Regions from separate parts of the Homo sapiens genome. Here regions 2 and 3 are each linked to region 1. Evidence: chromatin loops called from intact Hi-C (ENCODE). Cell type or tissue: sigmoid colon. All regions are shown on one strand. Region 1 overlaps LRMDA (leucine rich melanocyte differentiation associated). Region 2 overlaps LRMDA (leucine rich melanocyte differentiation associated). Region 3 overlaps LRMDA (leucine rich melanocyte differentiation associated).

What was found. Peaks named below come from ENCODE experiments on the same cell type or tissue, not always from the same donor. Only the 100,000 strongest peaks of a DNase experiment are listed, where the experiment ranks them.
Region 2: it touches region 1 in a loop (6-fold over the local background); 2 of 110 quality-filtered maps call a loop at or near these places.
Region 3: a loop joins it to region 1, with 10 times the contacts of the local background. A loop is called at or near these places in 2 of 110 quality-filtered maps.

The regions. Positions count from the first base shown.
Region 1 is chr10:76,518,993-76,526,992 of GRCh38, forward strand. The region is part of intron 6 of LRMDA (leucine rich melanocyte differentiation associated); the gene reads left to right. Among named protein-coding and RNA genes, the nearest start is that of KCNMA1-AS1, 370 kb to the right of the region's middle. RefSeq lists an enhancer at 3,842-6,238. In sigmoid colon, no CTCF peak of the experiment used is centred here; DNase peaks (open chromatin) are centred at 4,409, 4,889, 5,179 and 5,776.
Region 2 is chr10:76,394,517-76,402,516 of GRCh38, forward strand. All of the region lies in intron 6 of LRMDA (leucine rich melanocyte differentiation associated), which reads left to right. Among named protein-coding and RNA genes, the nearest start is that of KCNMA1-AS1, 490 kb to the right of the region's middle. RefSeq lists an enhancer at 2,243-4,478. In sigmoid colon, no CTCF peak of the experiment used is centred here; DNase peaks (open chromatin) are centred at 2,805, 3,125 and 3,595.
Region 3 is chr10:76,345,706-76,353,705 of GRCh38, forward strand. All of the region lies in intron 6 of LRMDA (leucine rich melanocyte differentiation associated), which reads left to right. Among named protein-coding and RNA genes, the nearest start is that of KCNMA1-AS1, 540 kb to the right of the region's middle. In sigmoid colon, no CTCF peak of the experiment used is centred here; no DNase peak of the experiment used is centred here.

The DNA of each region.
Region 1 (8,000 bases):
TACTAAAAAGTTAACTAGAAAAACCCCATCTGTTGGCCAGGTGTGGTGGTTTACATGTGTAATCCCAGCACTTTGGGAGGCTGAGAAGGGTGGATTGCTGGAGGAAAGGAGTTCGAGACCAGCCTGGGCAACGTGGTGAAACCCCATCTCTACCAAAAATACAAAAATTAGCCAGTCTCATAACCCAGCCTCAAAAAAAATTTTTTTTTGAAATTGAAACACATGGCTCATAAAAAATAATGGAAATTAAAAATCCCTAGAGTTGAACATTTATGAAAATACCGTATATTGAAAAAGTGGCATGCATTCATTTATAATGAAAATCTGTCAAGGAACAAGGAGTTGAATGGAACTTTTTAGCTAAATAAAGAGTATCTACCTAAAACAAACAAAACCTATAGCATACTTTGTTCTTAATGGTAAAAAGTTAGAAGCATTTCTTGTAAAGTCAAAAGTATATTCAAAGAAAAGTAAATTTTCCCTTCCATCCAGACTGTCCTGCAGAGACAAAAACATATTCATATATGTTTGGCAGGGAGAAGGACATAAAGAGAAAGATTTTGTTTTGGTTTGGCTTGTTTTAAGATTTTTTTAAATGTTTGATATACGGTGACAGCTTTCCCACAAAACTGTACTAATTGAAACTTCTACCAACAGAGTGTGAGAGCATTCATTTCACTACATGATCACAAACATTACGTACTACCATTTTAAAAAATAGCAAAATGCCTCTTTAAAAAATTTATATGATGCCTTGTGGGACTCAACTTGCTCAATGAGTTTATTGACTATTTTTATTTTTATGTTATAAACAGCTCTTCTTATGGAGCTGTTAATAATGTTTGCTTTTATTTGTAAGAAATGTTTACTAAAGTAGGTAATAATCCTTCAGCTGTCATAGATGATAAAAAGCATACTTTTTTTAAGTTTGTAATTTGGGTTTTACTTTTTTATGGTGTTTTACCATGGCAGAGGAAAACTTTTTACATGGTTAGACCTAACAATATTTTCTTGTATTTTTTCTTCCTTTGCTTTTATTGTATATCCCTAGAGATTGGAGAGTCTCTAATCGTTTGTGGTGATCGTTGTCTAATAGTTACTTTTCTTGTGTTGGAGTATCTGGTTAGGATTGCAAATTCATTTAGTCCTAATATTTATTAAACAGTGCTTCATTTCCTCACTGATAGAAAATATCAACTTTATCATAGTATATATTATTTTGTGATAGAATCTTGTTCTTTTCCTTCTATTTTGTAACACTAATCTTTCAGTTTTTTTTTTTACAAGTTCCATGTTGTTTAACTATTGCAGCATTATTTCTGAGATCATGATAATTCTTATTACTCACCCTGATTATTCTTTTTTCTTTTTTGCTCCTTTTTATTGGATACTGTTTTAAAAATTACAAACATTATCCACCCTCTTCTATTTCAAGATGACGTCAACTATTCTTTTTAAATGTATTAACTAAGAGGAATGCAGAATCATTTTCTAAAGTTAAAAATAAAAACTTGTCCAATCTCTGATATATTTTTTTAATAGTGTTTGACCCATAAAATTAGGGACATCTGAAGTAGGATTCTAAAGTAAGAAATATACCTGTTTGTTTGGAAAGGTAGAAAGGAAATAGTTACATTCTCACGTAACCAAAGTTTTAAAAAATTATCTAGTGTCATTTATCTGACATTATTTCTCTAAAGTGCCTCATCAACTCCAGCCAGACAAATCTCTTCATTATTCCTGCTTCAGGCCATGCACATTTCAAATTCTCAGGCTTTGCTGAGAATGTTCTTTGCCAGGGATATTTTTTCTCTTTCTTTCTGTTTATTAAAATTTGTTTCTTTAAGGCCAAACTCTAGCTCCTTCATCATGAAGCTTCTTTTAGTATATGTTCCACAGAGTTTAAACATTTTAGAACTTTTTCTAATTATAAAAGCAAGAAAATAAACTCATAGAACATTTGATAAAAAATAGAGACATATTTTCTATAATATTAACTCCCTATTATGAATTATATATATTTCCTTGCAGTATTTCATATGAATACATAGTTGTAACTCTAGTGAACTTACAATTTCATGTTCTATGTTAGCATGGTTTCATGCTTTTCTCTGTTGCTCCATTCTATTCATTATTACCATTTTTTTTTTTTTTTTTTTGAGACGGAGTCTCGCTCTGTCGCCCAGGCTGGAGTGCCGTGGCGCGATCTCGGCTCACTGCAAGCTCCACCTCCCGGGTTCATGCCATTCTCCTGCCTCAGCCTCCAGAGTAGCTGGGACTACAGGCGCCTGCCACCACGCCCGGCTAATTTTTTTGTATTTTTAGTAGAGACGGGGTTTCACCGTGTTAACCAGGATAGTCTCAATCTCCTGACCTTGTGATCTGCCCGCCTCGACCTCCCAAAGTGCTGGGATTACAGGCGTGAGCCACCGCGCCCAGCCCCATTATTACCATTTTAATGACTATCCAATGGTCCATAGAGTCAATACATAATTATTTAAATAATCTTTGCTTTACTACCTGTCCCTTATCATAAAAAGCTCTGCAGAGAAAATCTTTGTTGTGTAGCTTTCCTTTCTTTGGGGAATTAGTTCCTTAGAATAAACATCAAGAATTGGAATTTAGGGGAGAGAAGCGAAAAGCATTTTCAGGCTCTTGAAATGTTTTTTCAGGTGGCTTTCATTCACCAGTTTTATGTATGAGAGTTCTAGTACTCCAGTTGACTTGATTCCCTCAGATATAAATATTTTTTCGTTATTATTTAAGAGGAAAAAAGCATGTTAAGCATTTTGCCCCAATTCTCTGTTATTGTGTATTAGTTAGCTCTCATGTATTAATTTTGTTTCCCCAAAGAGACTGTAAGGTCCTTGCATGAGACTAGAGATAATGACTTATATTTATTCTTTATACCCCACAATATCTCCCCAAAAGTGTGGCAGACACAGTTGTCTTCAGTATTTGCTTCTTAAGTGATTGAAACCTTCACAAAATTCCTTTTTGTTCCTCAAACTCAAGGCCAATTATGATAGAAAATTTGGCAAGTAGCATATTTGTGGAGTCTCAGCTCCAAAAATAAACCCTTACCCAAACCTCACTTGTAGGGGTTAAACTTATGCTTGGAATCAAGATTAACTGAAATTTTCAATAAACATGTGTATATTGAGTTTTTCTTGAATTTCAGACTCATTTTATCCTAGTTCTTATCCAATTAATTCACAAAACATAAGCTATTTAACCACCACCATTTTCAGAGATTGCTCATAGGAAGACCAAAGAACATAGCCCTAGTCCTCTAAAACTGGTGTCCTAGGATGCTAGAAAGTCCCTTGCCTCCACAGGAAAGCAAAAGGCAACTATAATTGAAGTACCCTATTGCCATGTGTTTTCAGCTACACTTGTTCCCCACTTTATCCTAGTTCTAGAACGGTGCCAGGGATATGATAAACAGTCAATAAATATTTGTTGAGTGGTTGAATGAATCTGTGTGCATAGGTTGAATGAATCAATCACTCTGCAAATATGTATTGAGCTCTCGCAAGATGCAAAGCCCAGTGTACTGGTTACTAGAAAAACAGATAAAGTTGATGGATCTTATACGTGGCAGTGGGCTGGATTTAATGACCTTGAGGTTTCATCCAGTGCATTTTTCTACAACTCATGTGCATTTCTTTTGAAACTTACACGTCACATCCACAAGCCGAATAAAACTCCTCAAGCTGCATTTCTAGGATGATCCCCCGCCACCTCTCCCTGAGGGCCTGAAAAGTTGTATGCTGCTGATTTCTGGTGCGGGCAACTCCTGGGCAGGGACAAGGATGGCTCCAGATGGATGGATGCCTTTGTGGAGGGCTCCCTTTTATCCTTAGTTGTAAGCCGCCTGAGCAGTTATATTATAAATGGGTAATTTACCGCCTCATCCCCAAGGCCTCTTCTGTGGGCTCTTTCATGGACACTGTTACCAAAAGTTACCAATATGCCTGGTGCCTTTGATATTTGTGGGCACTGCAGACCAGAGAAAAAGAGTTGCTGCCTTGTACAGCTGCACACTGGCTTTCACATGTCCTGCAAATGGGTACCTGCCAGCCATCTTCCCCAGATGTCATACTGACCATTGATTTTTTTTTTTTTCTGCTTGCTATTGCAGTTATTAACTACAGTGAGGCCTGGGCACTTAGCTCTCCACTTTAATTATTCATCCTTATGAAGAAAAATTTCCCCCGTGTGCTTTATTGTCCTCCAGCCCCGACCTGAGCTCACGCAGACTCTTCCTTCTTTCCCTCCCCAAAGTGGCTTGTGTGTCGAAGGGCTTTCCACTGGGGTGCTTATTCCATTTATGCCTTTAGTATGCATTTTGTGTTCTGCCAAGGGGGTCAGGAGGGCACATGGAGAAGCCAGATGGCTTACCTCTTCCCTCAGGAAACACGCCGCTATTTAGCTGGGCACCTTCCCAACTCAAGGCGGGGTGAGATTCCACTGTTGGAGAGAGAGTTGGTTCAAATGCCACTGTCCCTGAGATCACAGCTCCAAGTTCCTCTAGGCTATGCACTTTTCTACTTCTCTGCCACTTGCTGGAGTTTTCTGCCAGAAACAGCCTTTTAGGAGATATTAGAAAGGGGGGTGGGAAGGGAGGGATGGGAAAAAGCAACTCTTGTTATTTATGGTCCTCGTTCAGGCACAAGTTTCTGTTATTTTAATCCGGCTGAAATAAGAAACCATAATCCATGGATGAAAAGATGGTGGACAAACTCAGTTAAATCTTGAGCACCCTGAGGATGTGTGTTTTTCCCTATTTCTGGTTTTTGACGTTCCTTCCCTGCTGCCATTTCCCAACTTTAACTTTTGAAAAGCCAAGCAGTTTGGCTGGCCAGGCCCAGGGAACTTATTTGTATGCAGCACAAATTTCAGAATCTGTTCTCAGCCTGTGCCGAGTGAAAAATGGCCTGCATTTTCTTGATAGCCCATGTGGTTGTAAAGAATAAATGGCTAATGAATTACAGATGAACATTGACGCAAATTAATCTTCCCGCTGTCCCTGGGTTATATGGCAGCCATTTAAAAGTTTAATCAATACACTAAAGTTGAAAACATGCAGGCACTGCAGTTGTTTGGATGTAATAAACATCAGAGGGAACCGGGAGGTTTGCACCCAGTCCATGTATCATAATGACAGGTATTTATGTTTAATGGACTAAATATTTTTTATTGGAAGGGAGCAAATGTCAGCTTAACTTTGTGAGCCCCGCATTCAACTTTCCTTTGAGGTTGGTGAAAGACGGCTGACGTGTCATTGGAAATGAAATGTTAAGGGAGAAAAAAAGCACAACGGAGACAAAGCGAGGATGGGAGCCGTTTGGAGACGTGGTGCAGCGCTTACATTCTGCAGCAATTCATTAACGAAAACGTAAACTCTGATATTTCTAATGTTGCTGTAAAATGGTTTACTAGGAACAACTTTAATGGTTATTAGTGAAAACAAGTACCCAGATCTGCCAGATATCCTTTTCAGTGCAGGCTTTTGTTTGAAAACTCTTTACCAGGTCATATTTGCTGGAGATTTATAATTAGTCTTTTTCCTTAATGTGAGAAGTGGAGGAGAAACAGCGTGATGGCTCTCAGCTCTTGTATTCCATAGATCTTTCCTTTTGAACGGTGTCCAATGACTTCGAATAACCATGTGTTCTCTTTTGGAATACTTATATCTTAATTACTTTTCAAGTCAATATTTTGTACCTCTGCCGTGAGTCTGGAAGGACCAGGGTAGCTAAAAGAGAAAGGAAATTGCCAGTGGCAGTGCCATCTCGCTGGACAAAAACAGGCTGAGACACAGGAGAGCAATGGCTTCACTTGAACAGAAAAATACAGACTTAGTTCAGCTTTTCATTTTTTTTCCTCCACATATAAAATAAACTAAATATGTCAGTGGAGCATGGGGTCTTAGAAAATAACACACACTTTATAAAAATAATTAGAAACGTTTTAGACAAAGGATATCGTGTTTTTAATGTCCCTTCTGCAACCAATTGTCTCAGGTCCTCTTCAGTGTCTGAGGGCACATTCAATGGCAGGGCTTGGAAGAAAATTATTCAGTAGATAGCAAGATGAGGCTGAAGGATGAGAAAAAGGGACAGGGGTTGTGATACTTATCCAGTGTTCAGATCTTGCAAAAGATATGAATTGCACCTTTTTATGTGTTAAATAATTTTGTTAAAATCACAAGAATTTGTGTTTCTAATGGGCCTAAGTTTCATAGGTAATCAGTATTATGTGATACTAAATTAGTAAACCAAACTGATGGGTTCATTGGTCCTTCATCATCCCTTAAGCAAAATGGGGAGAAACTTTCTGTTATGAAAACCGAAGCATGGCTCACTGTTAACCATGATGACATCTCACCCACTACTGCTCCTGAAGTCCTAAACTCTATTTTTCTTCCTACCTCTTTCTACCCTCTTAGAGGATTGAGTCCTTTACCTGTTTGTTCACTTTGTGTTTCCGCCGTGTGAATATAAGCTCCACAGTAGGGGGTAGGAGGCAAGAACCTGATTTTCTTCTTTGCTTCTAGTGTCCTGGGGCCTGGCCTATAATAGGTTCTTGTAAATGGCAGGTAAGTGAATGGCGGACTACATTTCTTATGGTCTTTAGTAATTTATAACTCCGGCTATTTTTTTTGTTAGTCAGTATGATTTCTAGTCACTGTGTTAGTTGTTTTACATATAATACAATACTTGATCTTAGTTGTTAACTCTAGAAGATAAGAGTTATTATCTTCATTTTATAGAGGCAAAAACTGATGTCAAGAGAATTGAAGCTAATTATTTGTGGTTACTGTTAGTATGTAGCAATTCCAGAATTTGAATCCTGACCTGTTTGTCTCTGTATCAGCTATACAGTACTCCCCAAATTCCTGTCACTCATCTTGTCCCTGGGGATTAAAATCTCATTAAGTGACCACAACATTTAATTCTAGACTATAACCAGCCAGCTCCCCAACTGGCTGATAATGAACAGAAGTATTAGATTCACAATTTGCAACCTAAACCTGGTGTCCTGAGTCCTACCTATAGAAAGCAATCTTTGACTGTACAAAAGTAGCACATTGGCTATTTGATGATGGGTGATATGTCACTCAAATATGTGTGTTCTGTGGTCTAGGGAAATACAAGGAACTCTCTCAAATCATGAGAAAAGTGTTCAGCAACAGAAATCTAACAAATAGTGACTGAAATGCATAGGCATTAATTTCTTCACTCAGAAGTGAGAATGGAGGTAGGCAGCCCAGGACAGTGATAGTGGCTGAAAGAGCAGATCAGTAGGCACCCAGGTCCTTTCTGTCTTTCTGTCCTACTACCTTTTCAGCATGTGCATTTTAGCCTCATGGTCTCAAAATGGTTGCTACTGCTCCTGGCATCATTTCCTCACCCAAAGCAAGATGAAGAAGGATGTCTTTCCCTTATGAGGCATTCGCTTTTCATTTGTGGATAGACAGCTTCCTAAAGATGTCTGTCTCTTTCTCATTACCCAGATCATGTCATTGGGAGGCTGGAAAGTCAAATGTTTCAGTTTTCATGCTGTTATAGTAGAGGAAGGCAGGATAAAAGGGAGCCAATGCATAGTGTCTCCTATGTAAGATAAATCGCATTTTTTGTATACCTAATAAAGACTTGAAACTTTGCTAGATGCCATATGCACATCAACTTATATCATGTTTACAACCACCTTGTTACAGAAGAGTATTTATTCCCATTACACTAAGAAGAGGTGATCTCATTGTTCAATTCCCACCTATGAGTGAGAATATGCGGTGTTTGAAGGGGAATATCACACTCTGGGGACTGTTGTGGGGTGGGGGGAGGGGGGAGGGATAGATTGGGAGATATACCTAATGCTAGATGACGAGTTAGTGGGTGCAGCGCACCAGCATGGCACATGTATACATATGTAACCTGCACAATGTGCACGTGTACCCTAAAACGTAAAGTATAATAAAATAAATAAATAAA
Region 2 (8,000 bases), 120 kb before region 1:
TGGTTTGTTGACTCTGGGGTTACACTGTGTCCAGTTATGGCTCCTTGGATGAAGGCCCTGTGTTGTTTTTGAGTCAGCTCACTCAGCTTTCTGGAGGGCAGTTGATTCCATGAAAATACTTGTCTATGTGATCAAGCAGTGGGGGCTGAATGTGTGGCTCTTCACAACAGAATGCAAGGCGGATTACTACTATTCCTACAGTGCTACTGTTATTATTAATTTTAAAAACATACAATGTCATTATCAACCTTGATCTGCTCTGCTTTTGTATTTTAGTAATTGATTGGATGAGAATGTGCCCAGGCATGCTTTAATCACTGGAAGGGCACCAGGGTTTAATCTTCCAAAGGGGTTTTTCCCATTGTTATTTCCTGAAACATGCTTGCCATTACTCAAGTGGCATACAAAATAAAATTCAAATCAAAACAGCAAAAGAGATGTGATCCCTCTCTTTTGTGCCTTCTTTTAGGCTTAATTCTCATAAGTAGAACATATCTAAGAAGAGTAGGCTTTTGAGTTCCAGGCATACTACTTCTAAACTCTTCACTTAAAGCTAGCACATTCACCTGACCTTGAAAAGGTGAATAGATACACACTGCTGAGATTAAATAAGGCACCACAGAAGAATAACTACAGGAGGAGCAAGTAAGTGCAATACCCTCTTGTATGAAGTGTGACCAACCTGAATTAAACCATATTTCTAGTCCTCCCTCAGCTCCAAACTTTTCAGAGCTTTTGCTCAATGACTCCACCCCATTGTATCCTTGGCTGACTCTCATAATTGCCTCATTATTATATTTTCTATATAATATGCATCTTTGGATTCATAGCCCAACAATCTCAGCTGGTTCTCCTCTGTAGTTTGTTTAGCAGACAATTGTAGTCATTGCCCCTCAGCCCATACAACATGGGGGATCTGGATGGAAATGAAACGCAGACTTGGCTCATCAGAGGGCAGCTTGGCTTCACTTGTATGCCACAAACATTGTCACCTCATAACACTGACAGTAGTCACTGATGAGCACATTTGAACCCATTCCCAAAAGTGCATTGCCTCCACACCACATGAATTAGAGCCATTTGTGTTATTTTGCTTATGTGTTCTTTTTCTTTTCTCTGTTGTGTATTCAGATTCCCATATTAGTTTTCCTTAATCTAAGACTTACATTAGATGACTCTAGCCAGACTGTCAAATTATTTGAGAACTCTCTTTGTAGCTCTAAATCTAGGGTAGTACCTGGTAGTCAATAATTATTTATCAAATGAATGGATATTTTTCAACACTTACTGGCAATCAAGAAATAATTGTATTTCTAAAACAGTGTGAAAACACGATGAATTGAATTGAATTGGCGAGAATAGAATATAAACTGCATAACTGTAAGAGATAGTACTATACAATAGTGCTGATGACATTTTGTTTTGCTTTATTTTATTTTATTTATTTTCTGGGGCTGCCTGATACAAAAAGTTCCTTGTGAAAAGAGAAGATTGGAATCCAATTAGTAGATTGGAATTGATGAGTTAGTTAAGGGCTTTAGCATCCTACCATGGGCTGTGGTTTTTCCCCCTGAACCTATGGGCATGTTTTGATTGAAGATGATGGCTGGAAGCTGCCACGTTTGAAGGGCTAGAGAAAGAGCCTGGGTTTCCTGTGTCAGATGATACAAACTAGAAACTAGAAACGCTACATGGTAGGGAGGCAGTGGGGGACAGAAGAAAAGACATCATTATTCTTTGTCTCTTCTTTTCCCTGGGGGAAATGTTGGCATCCAAATATTCAACAGTAGGTTGACATGTGGAAAGTGGCCTAGCCAAAGGATCTGTGGTGATCGGGAGTCATAAATCAGATATGAGAGGGAGAGACCATATGGTGCAGAAAGAAAGTGACGATGCGATTCTTTCAGCTATAGCCACTCACGTGCACTCTCTTACCCAGTAGAGAGAGGGGCCCCTTTCCACTGTTTCTTTTCTACTTCCCCAGTGAACCTGCAGGAATGTCAGCTGAAATACCTTGCTCTTTTCTACACATTTCTGAATCAGCCAAGATGTCAGTGACCTGGAAAGGACTCAGGTGAGAGCCAGAGAAATGATTAAAGAGCCGGTGATGCCGATGATCCAGTGGGTGTCTCCTCTCCGCACCACTAGAACTGACTTATGGGAAGATAGTCAAATAACTAGATATGTGTTGTTTGGCCCAGGGCAGACAAGAAGGAAGGTATGGGGTAACTTGTCTCCAATGGAGTTGCCAACAGCCAATGAATTATTGTGTCTTTTCCTCTCCAAATGGACTGTCAGTATACATATATATATTTTCAAGTTTTATTGAAAATAGTTACCTCAAATTTACTTGCACTTATTTTCCTGAGAGTCTGAGGAATCACATTCTCATTGCTGCAGGCCCCCAGAAGTTTTGAAACAGCCTCTGCCACGCCACGCAACTCTACTCACCCAGAGAAATTGCCTTCCCTCTTTTCCCTCAACTTGTCTGGAGATGAAAAGGATGAGATTGAAACCCCTTTTCTTAGAGACACGTCCCCTCCCTTGCTGGTTTCTGGCTTCTCTTTTCGGTGTGTGAGCAAAATCATTTTATTAAACCATTTGTCAGGGGGCAGATGGGAAGTCTGTCTTTCCCATTAGTTAGCAGAAAGTGACCCCAGCAGCTGTGGAGGGAATCGGTCAAGCCATTGCTACCAACCAGACCAGGGTGGAGAAGGAGGCCGGGCTTTGCTCAGTTGTCACAAGGTCCCAGGCGGCTCCCCAGGAGCCTTGGAACTGATGAGGCCCTGTTTTTATTGGCCATGCCTGTGGTAGGCTGACTTCCTTCACTCTGAGCTTCAGGCCAGCCAGGGAAGGGGGCAGGGGCCACTAGCATTGGGAAGCTTTCGTACTTTGCCCTTAACACTCCATATCCCTGTTTAATTAATTTCCTAACTTTGTGGGGGAAAAAGATGAAATAAATAAGGCCAACTGACCACTTCATAATTTGTTTCTGAAGCTTGGCTGGACATAAAAGTCTCCCTTCCAAAACCACACGGCATAATTTATTTTACGATTCCCTCTCGGCACCAGGTCTGGGCTAACCTTGAGTTTGGAGGCTGTGCCTTCGCTTCCTGGTGCTGGTGGTCACAGTGTGTCCTTTCTTGGCAGTGGCCATGGGCCCAGCAAAACAGACCTCTGAAAGGCGAGCAGATTAATCATTTTGAAGGCATGCTCGCCTCAACAGTTCCCCTGCAGGATGTCGGAGAACCGGAGAGAGGGGACTGCTGTAGTTCACAAGGGGCATAGGGAAATGCCTGAAGACTCACAAAAACAAGGGGGTGAACAACAGAAAAAGAATGAGTGCTTTTAAATTGTACATGCTGGAGTTTTCACTAACCGAAAAGTATTACCAAAAAATATATTGCCACTCCTAGAGCACAAACTGTGATGAGTCCAACCCTTTTATTACAATCAGGCTTTCTCTAAATATATTATGCCCTGCAGGTCAAAATGATTTACTTCTCTATTTTGGGACATCTGAGTTCTATTCTACTGTTGCCAGTATGTTTTCAGCTGTGCCAGAACCGAGCAGGTCTGCGGCTCCTTTGTAACATCAAAACGGAGACATTTATCATTGAGATTTATCATGGGACAGCCTGCCAGATGGTTTGGGTATTTTAAAGGTGAACTGTTTGGGCCTTGATTAGCTCATGCGGACTTCTAGCTAAAGACAACTCTATCAGCTGCTCAGTGGAAAGACACTGACGTCCCCCTCCCCCCAGCTCCCTCCCTCTGTTCTTCTAGTAATGCAGAAAATATTAATGTAATGGCAGATGTGGCATAGATTGTCATTTCAGGAAGAAAACCAAGCCATAACCAATTCCACTGATTGCATTCTAATTATAATGTGACCTCCTGTTGCTTTGCATAGAGGCAGTATTCATTTCAGTACACCACTGTAAAACTTGCCTAGTCAACGACCCTCAAAGGGGCAATTGTAAGATTTAAGCTTGGATTTTTTTGCTCATACCAAAGTCCTTTATTCTGCCAAGCCTCTGCTGATTGGGCCAGAAAGAATGCATTTGATTATATAGACTAAACTTATTGGGAACAGAACCTCTGTGCTTTGAAATGCTTTTCATTCAAATTACATTCAGACATTCAATCAACATTGATTATGATATGGATTGGCAACAGGGAATGCCTTGGGTTTTTGGTCTGGCTTGAAAGTTTGCTGAGTTTCGTACCAGATAACAACTGGGAAGCCAGCTGAGTTTCCTTAACCTTTTCCATGAGTTTCTCAGAAAAGGATGGTTTCTCTTGGGAGGCCAGGAGTTCCTTATTCCCACTTGATGCAGTATTCCAAGATCATTTCTTCACTTGGAAAATTTGGGTCTTTGGGGCTTCCAAATTTAATTAACCTCTGATAGCTTTGGGAAATGTGTGCTCATTTGTGTTTATGTTAATAAAGTAGGTCCTTGACTTTGTGCATGAAAATCTAGGAGAATGCATCTTAGATTCAGATTCCAGGTCTAAAATTTTGTATCATGGAAGAAAGTGATCATCACTAATTCTGGTCATAGATGTTGTCTGTGTGATTTAGAGCAAGGCTCAGTTTTCTCATCTGCAAAATGAAATAAAGGTGATCCCAAGGTTTAATTTCTAATAAAGTTGATTTGAAAATACTAAGAAACAATATAATATTGTTATTATTATTTACATGTCAGTGTATGTGCTTGTGTTTTTGAGGGGCCTTTGCCTGCATCTAGACCTCTCTGTCTCTGGAAAAATCCTGGTGGGATCAGTTTTCGAAGTAGTTGGCTCTTGGCAGACTCGCAGACATACTAAAGTTTTTGTTTTGACTTGAAGGTCCTCTTCCGGCCCTTCTGAATAACTTTAACCTAAAAGTCAGGCTAGAATTCCCACAAGAAGAGAGTTGCCAGGGCATCCTCATTCCAAGCTATAAAATCACTGGAGATAGCTCCATTTTCTTTATCCAATCACATGCCATGAGCTGTCATTTGTGTACAGATGTCTCTCAAATATAGATTTCCAGCCTTCATAGCATTCCTGAAATTTAGCATTGCTAAGTATATGGTCACCTTGAATAGTATTCTAGGATCTCGAATTCAGTACGTTCTCTTTTTCCCCCCAAAACAATGGCAACCAGCCTCTCCTCTGTTCTCTCTTTCTCTTAACTGCTCCTGTAGTTCCAGTTACTAGAGTTCAAAACCTTGGAACTTTTATTTTCTCCCTTGTCTTTACTTCCCACATAGAACTAGTTGCCAAGTCCTGTGAATTATACCACTTGAAAATATCTGTTCTTCCTAAAGTTAGTGCTTTTTCATTGAGTCTAATCATTTCCTTCATGGCCTGTGTAATTTAGTCTTTCCACCAATCCAGTCATCCTACCATGATGTGGCAGCAGCTTCTAAGATGGTCCTTATAATATCTGTTATCTGGTGTTCATACCCTTGTGAGATCTCCTCCCCTTATGTGTGGATGGGACCTGTGATTTGCTTGTAACCAGCAGATTATCGAAAAAAGTAATGGGATGTCACTTTCATGATTAAGTGACATAGGATTGTGACTTCTGCCTTAGTAGAAAACTTTTTTCCTGCTGATCTTGATGAAGTAAGAAGCTATGTTGGAGAGGCCCACACGGCAGCAGCAGAGGGTGGCCTCTGGCCAACAGCCAGTAAGGAACTATGGCCCTCTACCCAAGACCCCACAAGAAACTGAATCCTGTCAACAATCTTTTGAGCTTGGAAGCTTCCCCAGTTAAGCCTCAGATGAGACCCCAGCCCTGGTCTGTACCTTGATAACAGTCTTGTGAGATGCCTAAAACAGAGGACACAGCTAAGCTGTATCCAGATTCCTGACCCACAGAAAGTGTGAGACAACAAATATGTATTATTTTAAGCTGTTAGATTTGTGGTAATTTGTTACCTAATATTAGACAGCTGTATCCTAGAGCAGCTAGATTACTGCCTGACAATATCAGTCTTTTGCTCAGAAATACTCAGTGTCTTCATGATTCTTTGTCTTTGGCCTTGAACTCCCTATTCAAGCTGTTTTCCAATTCTCCTTCCTGAGCACAATTACCTCTGTACTGTTCATATTTCTGGCTTTCTGCCTTTTACCTTTTGCTGACATCGTTACCATTTCCTGGATTTTCTTTATGACTAAATCTCACATCTTTTTTAAAGGCCCACTTAAATGTCACCTCTTTCATAAAAGCTTTTTTGATCTCTGAAGCTATATAGATCTCTGAGCTGCCATCGTTCTATACCTCAGGTTCCTATTCATTTTCTACCTCATAGGGGACTGGTTTGAGAACATTGCTGTATCTGTACTACAGGTTGAATACCCCTTATCAAAAATACTTCAGGTCAGAAGTGTTGAGAATTTGGGGTTTTGGGGGAGATTTTGGAATATCTGCATTATATGCTTACCTGTTGAGCATCCCCAGTCTGAAAATCCAAAATGCTCATTTGAGCATTTCCTTTGAGGGTCATGTTGGTACATAAAACATTTTGGGTTTCGGAGCATTTTGGATTTTGGATTTTCAGCTTAGGGATACTCAACCTGTGCTAGGCTGCAAATTATATGAAGGAGGCTTCTTCTGATTCATCTTTCCATGCCCTTGAGCTTCCAATATAATGACTTAATGGATGGTATGCTCTCAGTGGATGAGACTCAATGGATGGTATGCTCCAGTGACTCAATGGATGGTATGTTCTTGTTCATGAAGAGCAAGCCAGTGTGCCCACAGGACAGCAAAACAGAAGTGGTTTGTGGAACTATTCGTTTATTTACTTGCTTATTCTTTTATTCCTTCCTTTACCGCATACCTGGCATTGTCCTAGGGGCTGATGTGGACTCATGGGCATCATGCTTAGAAAGGGACCTTGTTCTTGGGGTTTTATGTTTAAGCATCACCATCTTCTTGAGACTCTTAATCATTTTATTTTTGAATCTGTGTTTTCTGAGTGAAGTCCCAGAAGGTAGTGGGGTATATGCTAGGGGCTCAGAGAATTTGCCAGTGCCTTCTGCCTCCCTGACATAGATTCTAACCCACTTGTTCTCCTCACCCTCCCACCATGGCAGAGGCCTGGGCACAACCACAGGGAGAGTTGGGGTTGGGTACACATGCCCTGTATTCCAGGTCACAGAGTAAGGACCCTGGGTACCTGGGAGGATCTGTACTTGCTGCATAGTCAGGAAGTAACTATGTAAGTATCATATTAAATAAGAAATACTATGACAGGTTGAGAGAAAGAGAGGAGAGCATTAGTGAGCTTACAGACAAACAGGAAAAGCTTTTCTCTTGCCTTTTGAACAAGTGCCTGCATTTTCATTTGTACTGGACCCTGGAAATTATGTAGCTGGCCCTGACTAGGGGTATAGTGGGAAACCAAAGGGGCAGGGATACAGCTGTGGCAGCAGAGGTGGGGTCGGGGGAAACAGCAAACAACAGACAATAAACAAGATGATTTCAGAAAGTCATAAGTACTATGACTTTCTGAGAATCAAATGAGGTGATATGCTGGTGAGTCCCTGAGTATGGTGCAGGAAGCATGTTACCTTAAAGAAAGATGATGAGGGAACCGTTGCTGAGAAGGTGGCATTTGAGTGGACATCTGCAGGAGGTAAAGAGGTTAGGCCGTTCCAGGAATATGGGGCAGTTTCTAGGCAGAATAATGTGCTAGGTCAAAATCCTTGGGGCTGGAACAAGCTTGAAATAGCCAAGAGCTAGACACAAAAGCCAGTGCTGCAGTAGCCTAGAGACTGTGGAAGAGAGGAGGCTTGGGGCATTTACTAAGGTAAGATGAAGCTGATCCTTTATTTTATTTTATTGTTCTTTTTTTAGAATTAGGTTCTTGCTGTGTCACCCAGGCTAGAGTGCAGTGGTGGGATCATGGCTCACTGCAGCCTCAAACTCCTGGATCAAGCAATCCTCCCACTTTAGCCTTCTGAGTAGCTGGGACTACAGGCGTGTGTCACCACTCCTGGCT
Region 3 (8,000 bases), 170 kb before region 1:
GCTTTGGACCATGTTCAAGAATAAACAAATTGAATTTTCAAAGAGCAAAATAAAATTCATACTGCCAATAACCTAACAATTACACATGGCTAAAGGGAAATACACAGAATGATATTCATTGAAGCATTTTTCTAGTAGTAAAATACATACAAAAATTATATGTCTGTCAGGAAAGAAATGATTAAAATATGGTAAATTTGTAATATTGAAGGCTATGCAGCACTTAAAAAAGGTTAAGGTAAGCAAAATACTAATATAACAGAAAGATCTCCAAGACATATTTTTGAGCAAAAACATGTTTGAGTGCAAAAGATTTGTATGGTGTTGGCAGAACTTATTTATTTAAGAGTACAGTGCTATACACCTTTTTGTGTTTAAAAGCACAAAAGTATACACACATGCAGACACACACAGAAATCTATAAATAATTGGAAATAGTTTTGAAAGTGTAGACACAAAACTCCTAACAATAGTTACTTCTACGAGAGGACTTTGTTTGGAGTGGAAGAGAGTGGAAGAGGGTGAAAAAGGACTTCAGATTTTTCAGTATTGGAGTTTTTATTAAAATATGCTAATATTTTACTCATGCAATAATAATAATAAAAAGTCTCAAAGAAGGTGATAACTTTGGGTGATTTATAACTGTTTTGGAGACTTTGCAAATTTGTTTCCCCAAGGCCAAGTGATAAATTGTTTCTGTGAAAACATCCCTTTTCTTCTTCAGATTTAAATATTCCAGTGTTGAGAATCCACAGTAAACTTGCTGTACTCTGTCACTGTTGAGGAATGGGACATTCACATGAATCAAATATGCTGGTAAATAAAGAAATATGGAGAAAAATATAGAGGTACGTGCATATATTGTATGGCTTATAATCTACTGAGAATGGAGAGGAAGACATCAGCATTAAAAATATTCTTTATTGAGTGAATTCTTTAGATCCAGGCACTGTACTGGAATCTTTACATATGTTTGTGATCTCATTTAATCCGGGAAACATCTCATAAAGTTGGATATTATCCCCATTTTATATATGAGGAAATTGAAGCTTAGAAAGATATTTCCTTGTTTACCCAAGGTCCCAGTGCTAATAAGTGTCCTCCATGAGACGCAAAACCAGGTTTCTCTAACACCTGAAGCCTGTGTTCTTTCCTCTGTTCCATTCTGCCCCCTCCCCAATACAATACACAACAATACAACTACACTGAATACATTTTAATGTTTCTTGATGATTAGGAGAGCACTTCTGGCTTTTTTGAATGTTTTGGAATCCCTTTATGAGCGTCAATTATCAGAATACTAGTGAAGCATGGAAATAATGTCTAATTGGAGATATCTGGTTAAAAGAAAGCAGAGTAATACTGCATCGACAGAATTTAGTGCTTTTATTACAGATAGATAAAGGTATGGCAAAATCACTGGTGTGATTCTTGCATATCCCCTTTATTAATTGATCTGCATGTTCTGAAGGCCGTTATTCCCTATATACTGATTCCAAATGTTCTGTCTTTATTAGTCCTTTTATATAAAACCTTGTATCTCTATTTGTCATCCTAAAAATATTGCTTAAATACATGATGCAGCTTCTCTCCACATTGGAATCTGATAACGAAAGGTCTTATCTCTGTAGCCTGAATTAACATGAGCAGAATTTAGGTATACTACGCCAATAGCTTCATGGACAGTCCCTTTGGTTATAGATTATAAATGCCATTTAGAGAAAGCACAGGATGGCTCCTGAGTGTCTAGTAAACTTCAACAACCACCTGAGAGATACCTCCGTGTGACTGCATGAAATGGAAATAAAGAATGGCAAATAACCCATTGACTATGCACTTTCTCACCCGCTGAGAGCAAAACATAATCCGATGCAATTTTAGTACTTACATGCCTCTGGGGAAAATAGACCCCTAAAAATCACCGAGTGCAGCACTGGAAAAATTCCTTAAATTTGTGCTATGCTTGGTGTTATAAAACCCAAGGAACCTTAGATGTTCTTCTTGAGTAAAATGGACTGGTAATTTTGTTTTGTTATATTATCCACCAAGCATAATGATAATGGGTCACATGCAATTTAAGAAAAAATTAAGTCTAATAAGAAAAATCTCTAATAAATACTAACAGCATCTTATTGGTATCATCATTGGTTTAACCCTTCTATTAACATTTGTTTTTTTACATATTAAATGATCTGTAATATGTTGAAAATGAAGAGGATAGTAAAAATTAAAACAGGCATTCTAATAATATATGCATTGTACAAATGTTTGCATGCTTCTTCCCTCAGGCGAGTACTAGGAGGTGTGGTACATGCATGGGAGTGGTGCTAGGATAGAGCAGGAGATTTTGATTTTAGATATGCTGAGCAGTGAAGATGCTCAGTGCAGGGGATAGACCCCATCATTAACCAGGAATGCAACCAATTCAATGAAAAACAGAGATTAGAAATCAAAATGTAGCCCCGAGGAAAGTACACAGTTATCCCCTCAAATCAGGCTTCTTCTGGGCCACTGAGAAAGGGTGAACGATCTTAGGGAACCTCTGGTACCCAAGCAAAGGGCCTGGGGGCTCCTGTGCATTGATAGCTATCCATCACGGGCAATGTGGTAGAGTGGGGTAGAGCTAGAAGGATGTATTCAGGAAGCTGCCATTATTAGAAATGTGCTTCTCAAGCCTACATAAGAATCTCCTAGGGAACAACCATAAAGTAAAAGTGCTTAAGCACGTATTTCCAAGGATTCTAATTCAAGGGAACTGGGTAACACCCTGGCATCTACTGTTTTTAATGAGTTGTTCTGGTAACACCTCTGCATGTAAACATGTGAAGACGATTGCATTAAATGATATTGACAAGGAGTCTCTTTCCCCTAGTCCTTTCCACCATGTGGTTTAGGAGAATAGCAACTATTTCCAAACCCTACTGAATAGTGGCAGCCACAAATGTCTTGCCATGTCAGGCTCTCAATGGTTTCTGAGAAAGATTGAACAGCCTTCAGGAGGCTAATCTATGATTAGGTATTTGCTATGCAAGACACTGTACATGTGTAGAAATGGCAAAGGTCCCTGCCTCAAGGAACTTACAGTTTAGGAGGACCTAGCAGACAGAAACTCAGACAAATAAATGCAGCAAACTGTGACATTTGCTGTGAAAAGCCATTTGTATTGGATAATGGGGACAAATGGGGTTTGGTCATTAGCTGAAGGGTTGCCTAGGTCAGCATAAGGCTTGCACAAAGGAGTGGCAGATGAGGACATCACAGGAGCCGTGTTGAGGAGGTCAAATACTTGGGTAGTAGCCACATGTTGGTTGTAAATGTGTGTAGGAGGGAAGAGCATGAAATAACTCCCAGGTTTTTCTGGCATGAGTGTCTTTGTGGCAGGTGAAGCCATTGTGAGGATCAGCATTTGGAAGAACTGGATTTGAAGAGAATGTTGAATATGAAGTATTCATAGTCTGTAAATGGAGATGTTCTAATTTGTGGGTCAGCAAACTTTTATCACAAATGGCCACATAGTAGGCATTTTAGGCATTGCAGGTCAGTCTTTGCCATGACCACTCAACTCTAGCATTCTAGTGTGCAGGTAGTCATAGGCAATATGGAAGCCAATGGGGTTGGCTGTGTTCCAATAAGACTATTTAGAAAAACAGGCAGTGGGCCAGATTTGGCCCATGGGAGCTAGCTTGCCACTCCTGCTATATGTATAGGTATGATCTGAAGATAAAAATATAAATGTAGCTATGTTGACTCACATACATACATATATATATTATATATATTTACCTAGTATCTTTCTATGTAGACTTATAATCATACCTATTTGATATAAACGCTGCACTTCCTGGTTATTTGGGATAAACAGTTTTTTCAAACTATCCAAAAGTCACCTAATAATTGTCTATAAAGAAACAATTAAATATGAAAATATAAATTAAAACAACAAAATACATTTTGTACTCAGTGGTTCAGCAAAATTTAAAAATCTGGTGATACCAAGTGTTACCAAGGTTGTAGAGCAACAAAAACTGAAAAGCTATTTCAATGGGAGTTGTGAATTAATGTATCTCTATTGGAAAACAATTGATTATTTTCTAGTGAATTTGAATATATATGCCAATCCTAAGTTCCAGAAATCTCACTCCTGGGACTCTACCACAGGAAAAACTATTATACATGCTCAGATCAATATGAACTATACTCATAGCATAACAAAACAAAAAAACAGAAGCCGGAAACAACCCAAAATGATTCATTAAATAAAGTGAAATAACATTCAATATGGACAAATCTAAAAATCAAAAGAAAAAGAAACCGACTGAATGATACCATATAATATCCTTTATATAAAGCTTGAAAGTGCCAAACAAAACACTGTTGTAAAAGGGTCCTTACATTTTTGGCAAAACTAGGATGAAAACCATGAAAATGAAAAACTCAAAATGCAGGTAGGTGGAGGCAAAAAACAAAAAAAAAAATAAATAAATTCTGACCTGATAGGAACGACCAATGGGATTTATTTATTTCTAAGCTTGGTAATGGGTAGACAGATATTTTTAAAATGATAGCTCTTATTATTTTACATATGTTATATTTGTTCCTTAACATCAAGCAAGTCTTGCATGATAATGAAAAGGCAAAACCAAAATCTTATTAAGTTATCAATTTTATATTTTCAAAAAATAATTAAGTCAAGTTTATTCTTTTGTTCAAAAGAAACGTTCATTATGGGGACCGATTTTTTTTTTTTTTGGTCTGGCTCTGTTTCTTTCCAGTCATGTCACCTCTCCCCATGACAGAGGGTCAGCTGGCTTCCAGTGTTTCAGCTAGGCAGGAGTCGGGGATTATGGATAGCATAGAAGAGGGAGGAATATCAGGAAGGAGCTAACGTTGCTGGTGTAGGGTCATTTGAGTTCCTGTATCTCTAGGAGAACAAGCATTGTCTTTGGCATAGGACAGAATGTGGTCAGAATCCTCTCTGTCACTCAGAAAGTAATTCCATTGCTGTCTTAATATTATCCTAGTCATCTGGGGTTGCAGGAACACTGTGTAGTGGTTTTGCGGTGTGGAAGCTATTGCTACATAATTTTTTATTTCTTGAATATCACTTTGTAGTGTCATGATTACAAGGCTTGGAAGAAGATAAACTCTCTGTCCATTCCGAGTATAAATGGGCACTTGAGATGAAACCACCTCGTTAATTTCCCCTTGTTGCTGAAGTAGAATCTGAATCCAAACCACAACACAACCTAGCCCCTAAATCTCTATTAAAAACCACCTTGGGTAGTCTGGCAAAGCTTTATTTAAAGTCAGCAGAGAATTATAAAGTCAAACGTGAAAAATGGTACAACAAGAAAGAATCATAAAAAAATACTAGATCAGTTAAATGTAGTCAAAGGCAATTTAGTGTGTTCTGGCACCAGCACTTATTGATGCAAAGAATGTGATATGTCAGGGGTTGGCAAGAGCATGTAGGAAATGCAGAATGAAGGATGCAGCTCCACGCATTGACTCCGAAACAGCCATACATGGCTGCAGAGGATGCTTCAGCTACCTTCCTTGCTTTTCTATCAGGAATTTCAGGGAGAATATTCGAATTCCCCTAGGATGGACATTTTCTGTTCTTTTGTTCTTGATATAGTTTATGTTTTAAAGTAGAATTCTTTCTTTCATGGAGATAAGCTAACATGGAGACTGTGTAAATTGGGTCAGACCAGGAGGGTAAGTAAAACTTGCTGGTACTTCTGAGTATCCTACTATTCTAGTTTCTCTGGGGCTGCTACATTTATCTGCTTTTTTACATCCATCTCCAAGCTGTGAGGGTTTCTGCCTCATCTTCTTCACCCCTTTGGTTTCCCATTCACCAATATTAGCAGATTTGCTCAGTAATGAACACAGCTACCAATGTTATGCACCCACCCCTTTCCAGGCACTGTGCTAGGCCCTGCATATACATTCTCTCACTAATCCTCAACAAGCCCCGGTGATTCTTAGAACTCTAGTCTGAAAAAAAAAAAAAGCCCCTGTGAGATAGGTCTTATCAGCATGTTGATTTTACACATAAGGACAACTAGGGCTAAGAGACTTAGAGCTCATTTGAGGTGCCACAGAAACAGAACTCACTAGGCCGGACTCCTGTATAGGAGCAGGCGCTATGTAAGAAGTGTTGGTTCTCTAACTTCATCAACAGTAAAAGGTGGGTGCCAGTACCTCTAGGGGACAGAGTACAGGATAGTATAGTGTCAAGAGCATCAGGCTGAAGTCTGGGTTTGAATCCTGGCTTTGCCACTTATTGACTCTGTGACTCTGGAGAAGGTACTTGACCACTCTGCATCTCCCTCTCCATAAAATAGGGACAATAATAACACCTGCCTTACTAAGGTTGTTGTGAGGATTATGTAAGTTGCTATGAATAGTTTCAAATAGTTACTGTGGAAGTGCTGAATGGTAGTCCCCTTACCTCTAGGGGATGCATTCAAGATCCCAGTGGATGCCTGAAACCATGGAGAGTACTGAACCCTATGTATACTGTATTATTTTTTTGTGTGTACATTTATAACTGTGGTAAAGTTTAGTATAATTATTAGGCATGGTAAGAGATAACGATAACTGATAATAAAATAGAACAATTATAAGAATATTCCAGCATCACTACGCTTGCACTTTGGGGCCATTATTAAGTAAAATAGGGTTACTTCAACACAACCACTGCCATACCACAACAGCCAATCCAATAGCTGAGACAGCTTCTAGGTGACTAAGCGGCCGATTCTATATACAGAATGGACACACTGGACATAGCGATGACTCACATCCTGGGCAGGATGGAACAGGATGGTGTGAGATTTTATCATGCTACTCAGAATGGCATGCAATTTCAAACTTATGGATTGTTGATTTCTGGAATTTTCTATTCAATATTTTCAGACTCTAGTTGACTGTGGGTAACTAAAACCATGCAGAAAGTGGATAAGGAGGGACTACTGTATACATATTGTTGCTGCTGCTGTTTCTATTATTATTATTATCAATAGTGTTGTTATTTTTGTCTTAAAAAATATATCCCTGAAAGTAGAGTGCCTTCACTGAAAGAAGTGGTTGTGGATGGAATCAGGGACAGGGGAGGTGGAAGGACCAGCCCCTGTGGCAGGTCAGATGGGAGGATGTTCTTAGACATGCCACTCGGTACCCTTGAAATCCTACTTTGGTGTGGGCCATATCCACTTTTGGTAAACTCATTTGCCCCAAATGAAGCAGCTTTTGAAGATCAAACAAGAAAACTGGATTCTTTGAGTATATCCAGCTTGAGTACTTCCATGTTCAAAATGCCTTTCTTTCCTGTCTACAGATTCACCTCTAGGAGAGAAGGAAAGAAGTTTGGAGACTTCCTTTGGTTCTAGCAGGTCTTATCAGAGTCTCAGTGTAGACTGAAGAGGAGTGATTGCTATACTGTAAATGCTTTAGAGGGTCTGAAAGAGATTAGAGAAACCTATTCCAGAGGATAAAGGCAGGACAAGAGGGAGCCATTAATCTCATGGACATTACATTCCCTAAGAACTTTTTTTGGGAATGGCCAGAAGCATGCCAGGCCATGTGCTGTCCATTTGCAATTCTCTGAGCTGTGGAGTTGTGTGTGTGTGTGTGTGTGTGTGTGTGTGTGAGATAGATTGAGGCCAATGTCATTGCCTCATTTACAATGGTTCTTAAACTTGAACTGAAAGGTTGACACATGCATGCAGAGTCAATGCAGATTATTCGACTGAAGTAGTCCTGACAAATACCAGGGCTCTCCACATTGTCAGGAACAGTCTGATGATGACACGTTCGAAGCTCCGCAGACTGGCTTGCATCTTAGTAAATGTGTACAATCAGGGGAGACATAGCTATGCCGTGGAGAGTTCTGAGATGTGAAGAGAACAAGTTAATTGTTCAGCCTCAACTGAGACCTTTCACTCAAGTCATTAATCACAGTGCACAGTCTGGAGTCTTGGCTCTGAAGTTCG